Regions from separate parts of the Homo sapiens genome. Here region 1 is linked to region 2. A link is a contact called in ENCODE Hi-C data. All regions are on one chromosome and are shown on one strand. Each heading gives the region's core, a stretch centred on a gene start or an enhancer-like site at or near the end of the contact. The rest is flanking DNA. Distances are from core to core; before and after follow the strand shown. Region 1 holds the start of YIPF2 (Yip1 domain family member 2). Region 2 holds the start of RAB3D (RAB3D, member RAS oncogene family).

What was found. A loop is a pair of places that touch in the nucleus more often than their neighbours do. Pooled maps may share reads with other maps.
Region 1: a pooled map shows a loop between it and region 2 (3-fold over the local background). The contact joins the promoter of YIPF2 here to the promoter of RAB3D in region 2. A Hi-C loop is called at or near these places in 1 of 168 maps with a recorded cell type or tissue (naive thymus-derived CD4-positive, alpha-beta T cell) and 9 of 50 pooled maps.

Annotation. Positions count from the first base shown.
Region 1 is chr19:10,926,217-10,932,082 of GRCh38, reverse strand. YIPF2 (Yip1 domain family member 2) reads left to right here and starts at 3,444. Exons shown (of 10, transcript NM_001321439.2): 1 at 3,444-3,572; 2 at 3,643-3,703; 3 at 4,124-4,284; 4 at 4,367-4,453. The coding sequence starts at 3,673. TIMM29 (translocase of inner mitochondrial membrane 29) reads right to left here and starts at 3,272. Exons shown (of 2, transcript NM_138358.4): 1 at 3,167-3,272; 2 at 1,829-3,069. The coding sequence starts at 3,260. The coding sequence ends at 2,381. RefSeq lists silencers at 2,827-2,876, 2,917-3,196 and enhancers at 3,410-4,110, 4,111-4,813.
Region 2 is chr19:11,335,833-11,342,202 of GRCh38, reverse strand. RAB3D (RAB3D, member RAS oncogene family) reads left to right here and starts at 2,546. Exons shown (of 5, transcript NM_004283.4): 1 at 2,546-2,734; 2 at 4,743-5,031. The coding sequence starts at 4,804. RefSeq lists a silencer at 2,504-2,763.

The sequences.
Region 1 (5,866 bases), core at 2,195-4,694, 410 kb after region 2:
CCAGACCAGAAAATGCTTTATCCTTCCAAGCCACCTCCAGTAACTTACAATGCTCATCTGGTAAACAGGTTGTTTTACAAAAAACTTCCCTGTAACATCCCAATAGTCATGACACTGTCAATTGCCTGGTTTTGTATTTTTAATAGGGAACGAGGGCCGGGCACGGTGGCTCACGTCTGCAATCCCAGCACTTTGGGAGGCTGAGGCAGGCGGATCACCTGAGGTCAGGAGTTTGAGGCCAGCCTGACCAACATGATGAAATCTCATCTCTACTAAAAAATACAAAAATTAGCCGGGCGTGGTGGCATGCGCCTGTAATCCCAGCTACTTGGGAGGCTGAGACAGGAGAAACGCTTGAACCCAGGAGGCGGTGGTTGGGGCGAGTGCCACTGCACTCCAGCCTGGGCAACAAGAGCGAAACTCTGTCTCAAAAAAAAACTTAAAAAAATCAAAACAAAAATGTTACTTATTTATTTATTTTTTTGAGCTGGAGTCTCACTATGTTGCCCAGGCTGGAGTGCAGTGGTGCAATCTCTGCTTGCTGCAAGCTCCACCTCCCGGGTTCACGCTATTCTCCTGCCTCAGCCTCCTGAGTAGCTGGGACTACAGATGCCTGCCACCACGCCCAGCTATTTTTTTTTTTTTTTTTTTTTTGAGACGGAGTCTTGTTCTGTCGCCCAGGCTGGAGTGCAGTGGCGCAATCTCGGCTCACTGCAAGCTCCGCCTCCCAGGTTCATGCCATTCTCCTGCCTCAGCCTCCTGAGTAGCTGGGACTATAGGTGCCCGCCACCACGCCCCGGTAATTTTTTGTATTTTTAGTAGAGACGGGGTTTCACCATGTTAGCCAGGATGGTCTCGATCTCCTGACCTCGTGATCCACCTGACTGGGCCTCCCAAAGTGCTGGGATTACAGGCGTGAGCCACCGCGCCCGGCCAATTTTTTTGAATTTTTAGTAGAGATGGGGTTTCACCGTGTTAGCTAGGATGGTCTCCATCTCCTGACGTCGTGATCCACCTGCCTCGGCCTCCCAAAGTGCTGGGATTACAGGCTTGAGCCACCGGGCCCATCCACTTATTTTACTTTTTGAGACAGTCTCACTCTGTTGTCCAAGATGGAGTGCAGTGGCACGATCGTGGCTCACTGCAGCGTTGAACTCCCAGGCTCAGGTGATCCTCCCATCTCAGCCTTCCTGAATAGCTGGGACTACAGACATGGTCCAACATGTCTGGCTAATTTTTCTATGTATACATATTTTCAATTCTCATTCAACACCTTTGGTAAATTTTTGTACTTTTTGTAGAGACGGGGTTTTGCCATATTGCCCAGGCTGGTGTTGAACTCCTAAGCTCAAATGATTTGCCTGCTTTACCCTTCCAAATATTTTAGTTTTTGAGAAAGCTCTCACTATTTTACCTAAACTGGTCTTGAACTCCTGATCTCAAGCAATCCTCCTACCTCAGCCTTCCAAAGAGCTGGGAATGGCAAAAATGTTACTTATCAAAATGAAAGGCCAGGTGTGGTGGTTCACTCCTATAATCCCAGCACTTTGGAAATGCGAGGCAGGTGGATCACCTGAGGTCAGGAGTTCAAGACCAGCCTGGCCAATATGGTGAAACCCCATCTCTATTAAAAATACAACAATTTGCCAGGCATGTTGGCACAGGCCTGTAATCCCAGCTACTGAGGAGGCTGAGGCAGGAGAATCACTTGAACCTGGGAGGCAGAGGTTGCAGTGAGCCGAGATTGCACCACTGCACTCCAGCAGGCAAAACAGAGCAAGACCCTGTCTCAAAAAAAAAAAAAAAAAAAACGAGAGAGAATAGGTCATAGAATAAAAACATTTCAGCTCAAATTTTATTTAGTTAATTACTATTATTATTCTTTTTTGTAGCATCGGAGTCTTGCTATGTCACTCTAGCTGGCCTCAAACTCCTGGCCTCAAGCGATTCTCTTGCCTCAGTTTGCAAACTGCTGGGATTACAGACATCACCATGCCAGGCCACAACCCAAACTTGAAAAAGAAAATCTAAGTGGCCTTAGAAGAGTTTGCAAGTCAGCTGACCAATGTGGTACCTCCTTAAGGAGGGCCTCTGAGGCCCGATGAAAAAGGCTTATATAAAAGGCTCATGACCAGCTCTGCCAGTGATGAACATGTGTCAAGTCGTTCTGCTGTCCCCAACTCCCGGACCCAGGTGGCTCTGAATTAGCTTCAGCTAATAAAGAACAAAGACGGGGGGCAGAAAGGCTCCCCAAACTTGTGCAAATCCAGTGAGAAAACACTTTGCACATCATCTGTCTCAGCTGTTCTGCAGGTGAGGCACACTCAGAACTGCACCACCCCAGGCAAGCAGTTTGCCAGGACTCGGGGGCCTCAGGGTTTCATCTCGGGGCCTCCGCCTGCACCAGCGAGTGGGCCTGGCTCAGGGCGAGCCTGTCCTTCTTCTCCTTCTGCAAGACCTGCTCCTCCCACAGCGCCTGGTCCACCTGATCGTCGGTGAGCACGACAGGCTTGTACTTCTCATCGAAGAGCCGCTCGTTGGTCTCGGAATGCAGCTGCTGGGGCCCGACCACCCGCAAATGCGCCGGCAGGTGCAGGAATTCGTCGTCGTTGATGTCGCAGTCGCGCATCCAGGCCCCCAGCACCCACCAGCGACCCACGAAGCCCACGTCCAGGACCCGGCCGGGGAAGTCGGTCCAGCGGGGCTGCAGGTAGCGGCAACGCGCCTGGTAGAGGCTGGCCTGGGCGTCGAAGGGCGCCTCGTACACCAGCGAGCAGAGCCCCAGGTTGACGTAGCGCAGGCGGCCACGGCCCCGCAGCCAGAGCAGCCTCTGCACGAAGGCTTCGGACTCGCGGTTGCGGGTGGCCGGCGCCAGCAGCAGGAGGGTCCCCGACGCCTCCAGCAGCGCCTCCTCGAAGGCACCCTCGCTGGGCGCCAGCGTGAAGCAGGCCGCCGCGCCGCCCAGCAGACCCACATACACAGCGGCGCGCCCCGGCCGGGCCCTAGCCTCCGCCGAAGCGTCCCTGCAGGCCTCGGCGTAGTCCCGGAGCAGCGCGCGGGCCCAGGACCCTGAGGGGAGAGGAGCGCGGTAAGAGTGATCCGGCCGCGGCGGCCACCCACCCTGTCGCGGCGGCCACCCACCCTGCCGCCTTCCGCCGCTACTCACCCAGCCGCGCCCACACTCCCGGCTTCGCCACTACCGCGTCGCCCGCCTCTGCGCGGCGCCGGGACCAAAATCTCCTCAGAGCCGCCGCGGCCATCCTCTTCCGTCTTGGGGGTCCTTGCTCCGGGAAGAAACTCCTGATACCCGACGTTAAGAGCCCGGGAGTCTCTTCTGCGCAAGCGCCAACTTTACCGGAAGTGGCTTCCCAACGGGAGAGGATAGAAAGAGGACAGGCGCCGGATGTTGCTGTCAGGTCTGAGTCGGTTGGAGTCTGACGGGTAGGCGAGACGCGCAGGCGCAGAGAGCCCCAGCCACGCCGGCCCAGGTGGCCTCAGGTGAGGGGGGGCGGAGCGCACCTGTGGGGACGGGACGACGAGTTCAAGCCTCCGTGGGTGCAGTTGGTCGCCAGGTAGGGCTGGGGGCCGAGGGACCGGCTCGGGGGCGGGGGGGAAGTGTGCCTGACCGGTCTCTGTCCTCAGCGAGGGATGCGGAGACGCCCCTGAACGACCATGGCATCGGCCGACGAGCTGACCTTCCATGGTGAGTGCGGCCCCGACGTGGCCGGATCTCCCACTCCCGCCCCGGGCCAGAACCTCCCCCCGATACGGCTTCCAATTTCTCTACCCCGAAGCCTAGGCGGCTGTGAACCCTGACCCAGGAGTGAGACCCATCTCTGACTCGAACCCCGCCCCCGCCCTGAACTCAGACCTCAAACCCGAGCCTCTCGTCCCCAGACCCTGACCCCATCCCAGCGTCAACCCTAAGTTGCAGTTCCACTTTAGGAGGAAGGGAACAGATGTCCTCCGGATGCCTCCAAACTGAGGAAGTTGGGCCCCACCTTGGGGGAGATCAATGGCTCAGCAGAGCCTCCGCCCCCAGATGAGCATCGGTTTAGCTTGGGCCCAGTCGAGTTCTTTCCACCCCTCAAACGTGCGTGTGTCCCATATACCTCCTCCACAGAATTCGAGGAGGCCACTAATCTTCTGGCTGACACCCCAGATGCAGCCACCACCAGCAGAAGCGATCAGCTGACCCCACAAGGGCACGTGGCTGTGGCCGTGGGCTCAGGTGGCAGCTATGGAGCCGAGGATGAGGTGGAGGAGGAGAGTGACAAGGCCGCGGTGAGTCCCTGTGTCCTGCCTCCTTGCAGCCCCCAGCTGACCCAGGCTCTCCGGGCAGGCACTGAATGCCCGCAATGTGCAGCTCCTGCAGGAGCAGCAGCAGCAGCAGCAGCCGGGATTCTGGACCTTCAGCTACTATCAGAGCTTCTTTGACGTGGACACCTCACAGGTCAGGCTGGGGAGGCAGGTGGGATGGGGCTCAGAGTTATGCTCAGGGTTCAGCCACTCTTCCCCTGGGCAGGGTGCTGGTGATGGTGGGTGCTGGTGAACGAACTGTGGTGCTCTCAAAGGGTTATGGTGGGACTGGTTATGGATCGGGACTATGGGAACACAGGGGACACACACAATCTGGTGGGTTAGAGAAAGGCCTCCTGGGGGAGGTGAGGAATTGGCTGAGACCTAAAGGAGACAGAAGGCTTCCCTGGGGAATAGGGTAGGGAAGCAGGAGTATATGTTCCAGGCACAGGGAACAGCATATGCAGAAGACCAAAGATGGACTGGGCGCAGTGGCTCCTGCCTGTAATCCCAGCACTTAAGGGGGCCGAGGTGGGCAGATAACCTGAGGAGTTCAAGACCAGCCTGGCTAACATGGGGAAACCCCGTCTCTACCAAAAATACAAAAACTGCCGGGTGCGGGGTGGCTCATGCCTGTAATCCCAGCACTTTGAGAGGCCTGGGTGGGTGGATCACCTGAGGTCAGGAGTTTGAGACCAGCCTGGCCAAACATGGTGAAACCCCGTCTCTACTAAAAATACAACAAAATTAGCCGGGCTTTGTGGTGGGCGCCTGTAATCCCAGCTACTCTGGAGGCTGAGGCAGGAGAATCGCTTGAATCCGCCAGGCGGAGGTTGCAGTGAGCCAAGATCGTGCCAGTGCACTCCAGCCTGGGCAAAAAGAATGAGACTCTGTCTCAAAAATAAAATAAGATAAATAAAATAAAATTAAATAAAAAATAAAATAAAATAGAAAAATTAGCCAAGTGCAGTGGTCGGCGCCTGTAATCCTAGCACTTTGGGATGCCGAGGCGGTGGATCACTTGAGGTCAGGAGTTGGAGACCAGCCTGGCCAACGCGGTGAAACCCCATCTCTACTAAAAATACAAAAATTAGCCAGGCATGGTGGCACACACCTGTAGTCCCAGCTACTCAGGAGTCTGAGGCTCGAGAATCACTTGAACCTGGGAGGCGGAGGTGGTAGTGAGCCAAGATCGTGCCACTGCACTCCAGCCTGAACAGAGTGAGACTCTGTCTCAAAAAGAAAAAGGGGGTGCTGAGGCCGGGTGCGGTGGCTCACGCCTGTAATCCCAGCACTTTGGGAGGCCAAGGTGGGAGGATCATGAGGTCAGGAGATCGAGACCATCCTGGCTAACACGGTGAAACCCCATCTCTACTAAAAATACAAAAAATTAGCCGGGGGTGGTGGTGGGCGCCTGTAGTCCCTGCTCTTTGGGAGGCTGAGGCAGGAGAATGGTGTGAACCCAGGAGGCGGAGCTTGCAGTGAGCCGAGATGGCACCACTGCACTCCAGCCTGGGTGACAGAGCGAGACTCCGTCTCAAAACAAAAAAAAAAAGAGGGAAAAAAA
Region 2 (6,370 bases), core at 1,297-3,796:
GCCCAGGCTGGAGTGCAATGGCATGACCTTGGCTCACTGCAATCTCCGCCTCCCGGGTTCAAGCGATTATTCTGCCTCAGCTTCCTGAGTAGCTGGGATTACAGACACCTGCCACCACGCCCATCTAATTTTTGTTATTTTTAGTAGAGACGGAGTTTCACTGTGCTGGCCAGGCTGGCCTTGAATTCCCGACCTGAGGCCATCTGCTCGCTTCGGCCTCCCAAAGTGCTGGGATTACAGGCGTGAGCCACCACGCCCAGCCTGTTTTGTCTTGTTTTTGACAGGGTCTTGCTCTGTCACCCAAGCTGGAGTGAAGTGGCGTGATGATAGCTCATTGCAGCCTCCAACTCCTGGACTCAAGCAATCCTCCCACCTCAGCCTCCAAAGTAGCTCGGACTACGGGCGCCAGCCACCAGGCCCAGATGGTTCTGATCCTAGAGGACAATCATATTTCCCACCCTACTGACATTGGGGGTGGCCATGTGACTTGCTTTGGCCAATGAAATGTGAGCAGAGGTGGCATGTGTCCCTTCCAAGGAGAAGTATTACAAAACAGTACATAATTTGCTGCATTTTCACTTCACAAAACAACCATCATGGGAACCAAACCTTAGCTGTTGGGGCCGTGAAGTCTTTGGGAGTGCTTGTTACTAAGCATAACCCAGCCCTTCCTAACTAATGCACTTCATCCTCATTCATCCACGTGGCAGCTCTTGAGGCAGCTACTTTTGTTCCCACGAGGCAGTGGGGGCTCAGAGAAGTTCAGCAAATTGAGTAAGGTGGAATTGCTGGGATTCCAACACCAGCAAAACCTGGGTATTTCACAAAGGGATCCAACCCACTTTAACTTTCTTTATTTAGAGATAAAGTCTTGCCCTGTCACCTAGGCTGGAGTGCAGTGGCACAGTCATAACCTACTGAAGCCTCTCTCTCTCCCAGGCTCAAGCAATCCCCCTGCCTCAGCCTCCGGAGTAGCTAAGACTACATGTATGTGCCCCCATGGTCAGCTAATTTTTTTTTCTTTTTTCTTTTTTTCTTTTTCTTTTTTTTTTTTTTTTTTTTTTTGTGGCCAGCTAATTTTCAAAAAAATTTTTTGTAGAGTTGGGATCTCTATGTTGCCTAGGCTGGCCTTGAACTCCTGAGCTCAAGGAATCCTCCTGCCTCAGCCTCCCAAAGGGCTGGGATTACAGGCATCAGACACTGTGCCCAGCCTCATTTATTTTTTAATTTTTTTTTTTTTTTTTTTGAGACAGAGTCTCACTCCATCGTCTAGGCTGGAGTGCAGTGGCGCGATCTCGGCTCACTGCAACCTCCACCTCCTGGGTTCAAGCGATTCTCCTGCCTCAGCCTCCCAAGTAGTTGGGATTACAGGTGTGCACCACCATGCTCGGCTAATTTTTGTATATTTATTTATTTATTTGAGACAGAGTTTCGCTCTTTTTGCCCAGGCTGGAGTGCAGTGGCGTGATCTCGGCTCACTGCAACCTCCGCCTTCCGGGTTCAAGCAATTCTCCTGCCTCAGCTTCCAGAGTAACTGGGATTACAGGCATGCGTCACCACGCCTGGCTAATTTTGTATTTTTTAGTAGAGACAGGGTTTCTTCACGTTGGCCAGGCTAGTCTCGAACTCCCGACCTCAGGTGATCTGCCCACCTCGGCCTCCCAAAGTGCTGAGATTACAGGTGTGAGCCACCGTGCCCAGCCCCTAATATTTGTATTTTTTTTTTTTTTTTTTTAGTAGAGATGAGGTTTCACCATGTTGGCCAGGCTGGTCTTAAATTCCTGACCTCAAGTGATCCGCCTGCCTTGGCCTCCCAAAGTACTGGGATTACAGGCATAAGCCACCGCGCCCAGCTCTCGTTTATTTTTATTTATTTGAAACAGGGTCTTGCTCTGTTGCCCAGGCTGGAGTGCTGTGGTGCAATCAAGGCTCACTGCAGCCTCGATGTCTCCAGCAATCCTCCTGCCTCAGCCTCCCAAGTAGCTGGGGTTACAGACGCACGCCACCACACCTGGCTAATTTTTGTTATTTTTAGTAGAGATGAGGTCTCCTTACGATGCCCAAGCTGGTCTCAAACTCCTGGCCTCAAGTGATTCTCCTGCCTCGGCCTCCCAAACTGCTGTAATTACAGGCCACCGCGCCTGGCCTAGCCTACTTTAAGGCCGGCACTGCACTTGACAAACACTAACTCAGATCAGAATCCTCCCACAACTCTGTGAGGTTGGGTACTCTCGCTATGAGCTACTTGACGGATGGGGAAACTGAGGCTCAAAGAGGTTAAGTAACGCGTCCAAAGCCACAAGACTAGAAAGTGGTGGAGCTGGGACTCGAACCAGGCCCAAGACTCTATGCTTTTAACAGCCGTGCGTATAGTAGAAGCTCTTTACAAGCAGCTGGGAAAATGAGATGTTGCTTGGCTAGGACGGGCTCTAGACGCTTGGTGCAGCTTCCAGCCCCTCCCACCCGCTCTCTGAAAGCCCCGCCCAAGACTCGGCCCCTCTTCGTCCTCCCCCATCCCCCGCTCCGGGAACGGCCCTTCCTCCGCCTTCTGGGCGGAGCCCGCGCGGGATCCGGGTGGCTGCAGGCTGCTGGCTTCTGCGGCTGCGGGGTCGGGGTCGCGGCCAGGGCCAAGCCGCAGCGAGTTCACAGGCGGAACCCCTGCAGGCGGCGCCCCCTACGCGAGGTCACCCCTGGGAAGGAGCGCAGCCCACCCGGCCCCTCCGCATCCGAGCAGGTCTGTGGGGTACGGGGGTTTGGGAGGAAGGTAGGGGGTCTGGGGAACAAAGGCGGGGCTGCGGGGAACGCCTCTGCCCTCGCCCCCACCCAGCTGGGCACTTGGGAAGCGCTGATGGGGCGCGGGCGGGGCAGAGAGCCCAGCTGGGGACAGGCGTTGGGACCATATGGTGATGGGGGAAACTCCTGAGTCCACCTGCATTGGCTGGGGCGCCCCAAATCTAGTGAAGGGGAACAGAGGCGAGCCCTCCGGGGCCAGGCTTGAGGGAGGGTCGGCAGATGGTTAGAAAGAGGCGGGACCGACTGACACAGGTGAGCTAAGGCTGGGGGAGGTGGGGGCCCCAGCCTTGCGGCCCTGCCCTGCGTGGGGAAAGGTTTCCTGCCTCTTCTCTTCCCCTCCTTAAACTCGTTCTCCTGGAACACGGGGTGGGGCCGGTTGGGTCCTGGTTTAAAATGGAAAAAAGCCCCAAAGGCAGTTGAGAAATAGCTGTGCCAGGGCTGTCTCTGCCTCTGCCCCGCCTGCATCCAGGCCTTCTGCAGCCTCTCCGTGCGGTTCCCGCAGCGGCCATAGACAGCTGGGGAAACTGAGGCCTGGGAGAGGTTATGAGGGTTGAGGGAGCACCTTGGACTCGGATGAAGCAGCATGTTGGAGTGTGGGCAGATTCAAGGAGCCTAGCCGTGGGACAGATTGCCTGGAAAGACCAAGGGTGGGCGGCAGTGGTCGTGGTGGTGGGGTTGTGTTAATTAAGTGGCTGGGATCGTTTCCTTGGGTATAAGGACTCTCACTCCTGCCTCCGTGGACTGGGGCTGGAGTGAGTCAGCCTTGGGCAGAAGGAGACAGGCCTGGCCCCTTTGACAAATAGAAAATAGCAGTACCCATTTAGGGGGTAGAACTGGACTCTAAACCTGGGCCCTGTACATAGAAAACCCCTTCCCCTTGGAACTCAGAGAAGGGGTTGTATTTGGCATGAGTTGGTGGGCGGCAGGCGCCCCAGTGGCTGACACCTGCCAAAGTCAACACCCAAGCCTTAATCAGGGGCTCTATCCAGCTTATCCAGCTGGCAGGTCCTCCCCCCACCCCACCCCAGCTTACACCTGGGCCACACCGGCTGCACACGCTGGGGCGAAGTCCACACCTGTGCCTTCTCCAGAATCTAGTTCTGCAGGGGCCAGAGCCCCTTACCCTCGGCCTTGCACTTGAACCCTTTGCTAGGCCTCTGGGTTTCCAGATAGGAAAGGTCTCCCCACCCTCCACCCCAATACAGACTCAGTTACGCCACAGGGTGTGAAGATTAAACAGCAGTCACATTTTTTGTGCCCCAGCTCTATACCAGGCACTGTCTAATGACCGTTACGTGTGTTAATACCTTCCCACTGGAAGGAACGTGACCACCCGAGGATGGACTTTTTCTTGTCCTATTCACAGCTGCATTTCCACAGAGAACAGGGCCCGGCAGAGAGTAAGCATTTGTTGAATGAATAAAGAAACACATTTTAGGTCGGGCGTGGTGGCTCATGCCTGTAATCCTAGCACATTGGAAGGCTGAGGCAGGAGGATTGCTTGAGCAGAGGAGTTTGAAACCAGCATGGGCAACATAATGAGACCCCATCTCTACAAAAAAATTTTTTTTAAATTAGCCTGATGTGGTGGCATGTCTGTAGTCCCAGCTACTTGGGAGGCTGAGGCAGGAGGATCACTCGAGCCCAGGAGGTCAAGACTGCAGTGAGCTATGATCACGCCACTGCGCTCCAGCCTCAGGCAACAGAGCGAGATCTTGTCTCTAAAAAAAAAAAAAAAGAAAGAAAGAAACTCATTTTAGGCTCACAACCAACTACTCTTTCAGGAAGGGACTGTGACAAACATCCCATTTTTTAGAAGAGGACACTGAGGTCTAGAGGGGGCAAGCGATGCATCCAGCATCACTTGGTCTCCGAGTGACCGAGCTGAGATTTGAATCCAGGCCTGGTGCATTCACAGGAGCTGTTCTTGATGTTTGATTCCCCTGCAGGACGCCCGTCTCCTCTCCCTGAGGATTTCAGGTCTCCCTGTCCCAGGAGGCTTGTGCCAAGATGGCATCAGCTGGAGACACCCAGGCAGGCCCACGGGATGCAGCAGATCAGAACTTCGACTATATGTTCAAACTGCTACTGATAGGCAACAGCAGTGTGGGCAAGACTTCCTTCCTGTTCCGATACGCGGACGACTCCTTCACTCCCGCCTTCGTCAGTACTGTGGGCATCGATTTCAAGGTCAAGACCGTCTACCGCCATGACAAGAGGATCAAGCTGCAGATCTGGGTAGGCTGGGAGGCTGGCTGTGGGTTGGGGGTGGGGTCCCTCCAGGAAAGTTCATTGGAGGGTTCTTTTTTTTTTTTTGAGACGGAGTCTCACTCTGTTGCCCAGGCTGGAGGGCAGTGGCGGGATCTCGGCTCACTGCAACCTCCATCTCCTGGGTTCAAGCGATTCTCCTGCCTCGACCTTTTTTTTTTTTTTTTCTCTCGAGACAGAGTCTTGCTCTGTCGCCCAGGCTGGAGCACAATGGCACAATGTTGGCTCACTGCAACCTCCGTCTCCTGGGTTCAAGCAATTCTTCTGCCTCAGTCTCCCGAGTAGCTGGGATTACAGGTGCACGCCACCACACCCGGCTAATTTTTTATACTTTTAATAGAGATGGGGTTTCACCATGTTGGCCAGGCTGGTCTCGAACTCCTGACCTCGTGATCCGCCCACCTCGGCCTCCCAAAGCGCTGGGATTACAGGCATGAGCCACTGTAATACTGTGCCTGGCGGGAAACAGTATTATTCCTGGGGGTCTGATTGCGGAGATGATACTAACCTAAGACATGTTTGAAGTACTTGTGACACTAGCGTGGTGGCTTATGCCTGTAATCCCAACACTTTGGGAGGCTGAGGTGGAGCATCACTTGAGCCCAGCGGTTCCAGACCAGCCTGGACAACATAGCGAGATCTCATCTCTAAAAAAAACTTTAAACATTAGCCCAGCATGGTAGCTCCCGCCTGTAGTCTCAGCTATTCAGGAGGCTGAGGCAAGAGGATTGCTTGAGCCCAGGAGTTCGAGGCTGCAGTGAGCTATGATTGCACCGCTGCATTCCATCATGGGTGACAGGGCAAGACCCCATCTATTAAAAAAAGAAAGAAAGAAAAAAGAAAGGTCCCAGGTGCTGGTGACCAACAGGGAAGAGTTTTGGGTACCATCTTAGAGGGGACCCTGGGACCCCCATTGGACCGACCTGGTCTGCAGAGTCACACCTAGCTCCCTCTCCCAACTTAGCCGCTGGTAACAATCATCGTGGTAGCAAGAGTACCAAGGTGTCCTGTCAGGATGGTACCATCTGGCCCAGTTGGTTCTTAGAGACAAGGTCAAAGGGGCTCATAAGTCTGTGAGAGGCCACTGACCCCTGAGACTTGGAACCCCTCAAGGGCAAGCCCAAGTCTCTCCCTCATCAGACTGGGGAGATCCCTTGGTAATGAATCCATGCCTCCCCCATCAGACTGGGGTTGTGAGGGCAGGATCTGTGTATTCTCCATCAGACCAGAGGTTGTACAAGCAAGTCTGTGTCTCCCCCGTAAGGCTGGGGCTATGAGTACAGGGCAGTGCCCCTCTAAGACAGGGGTG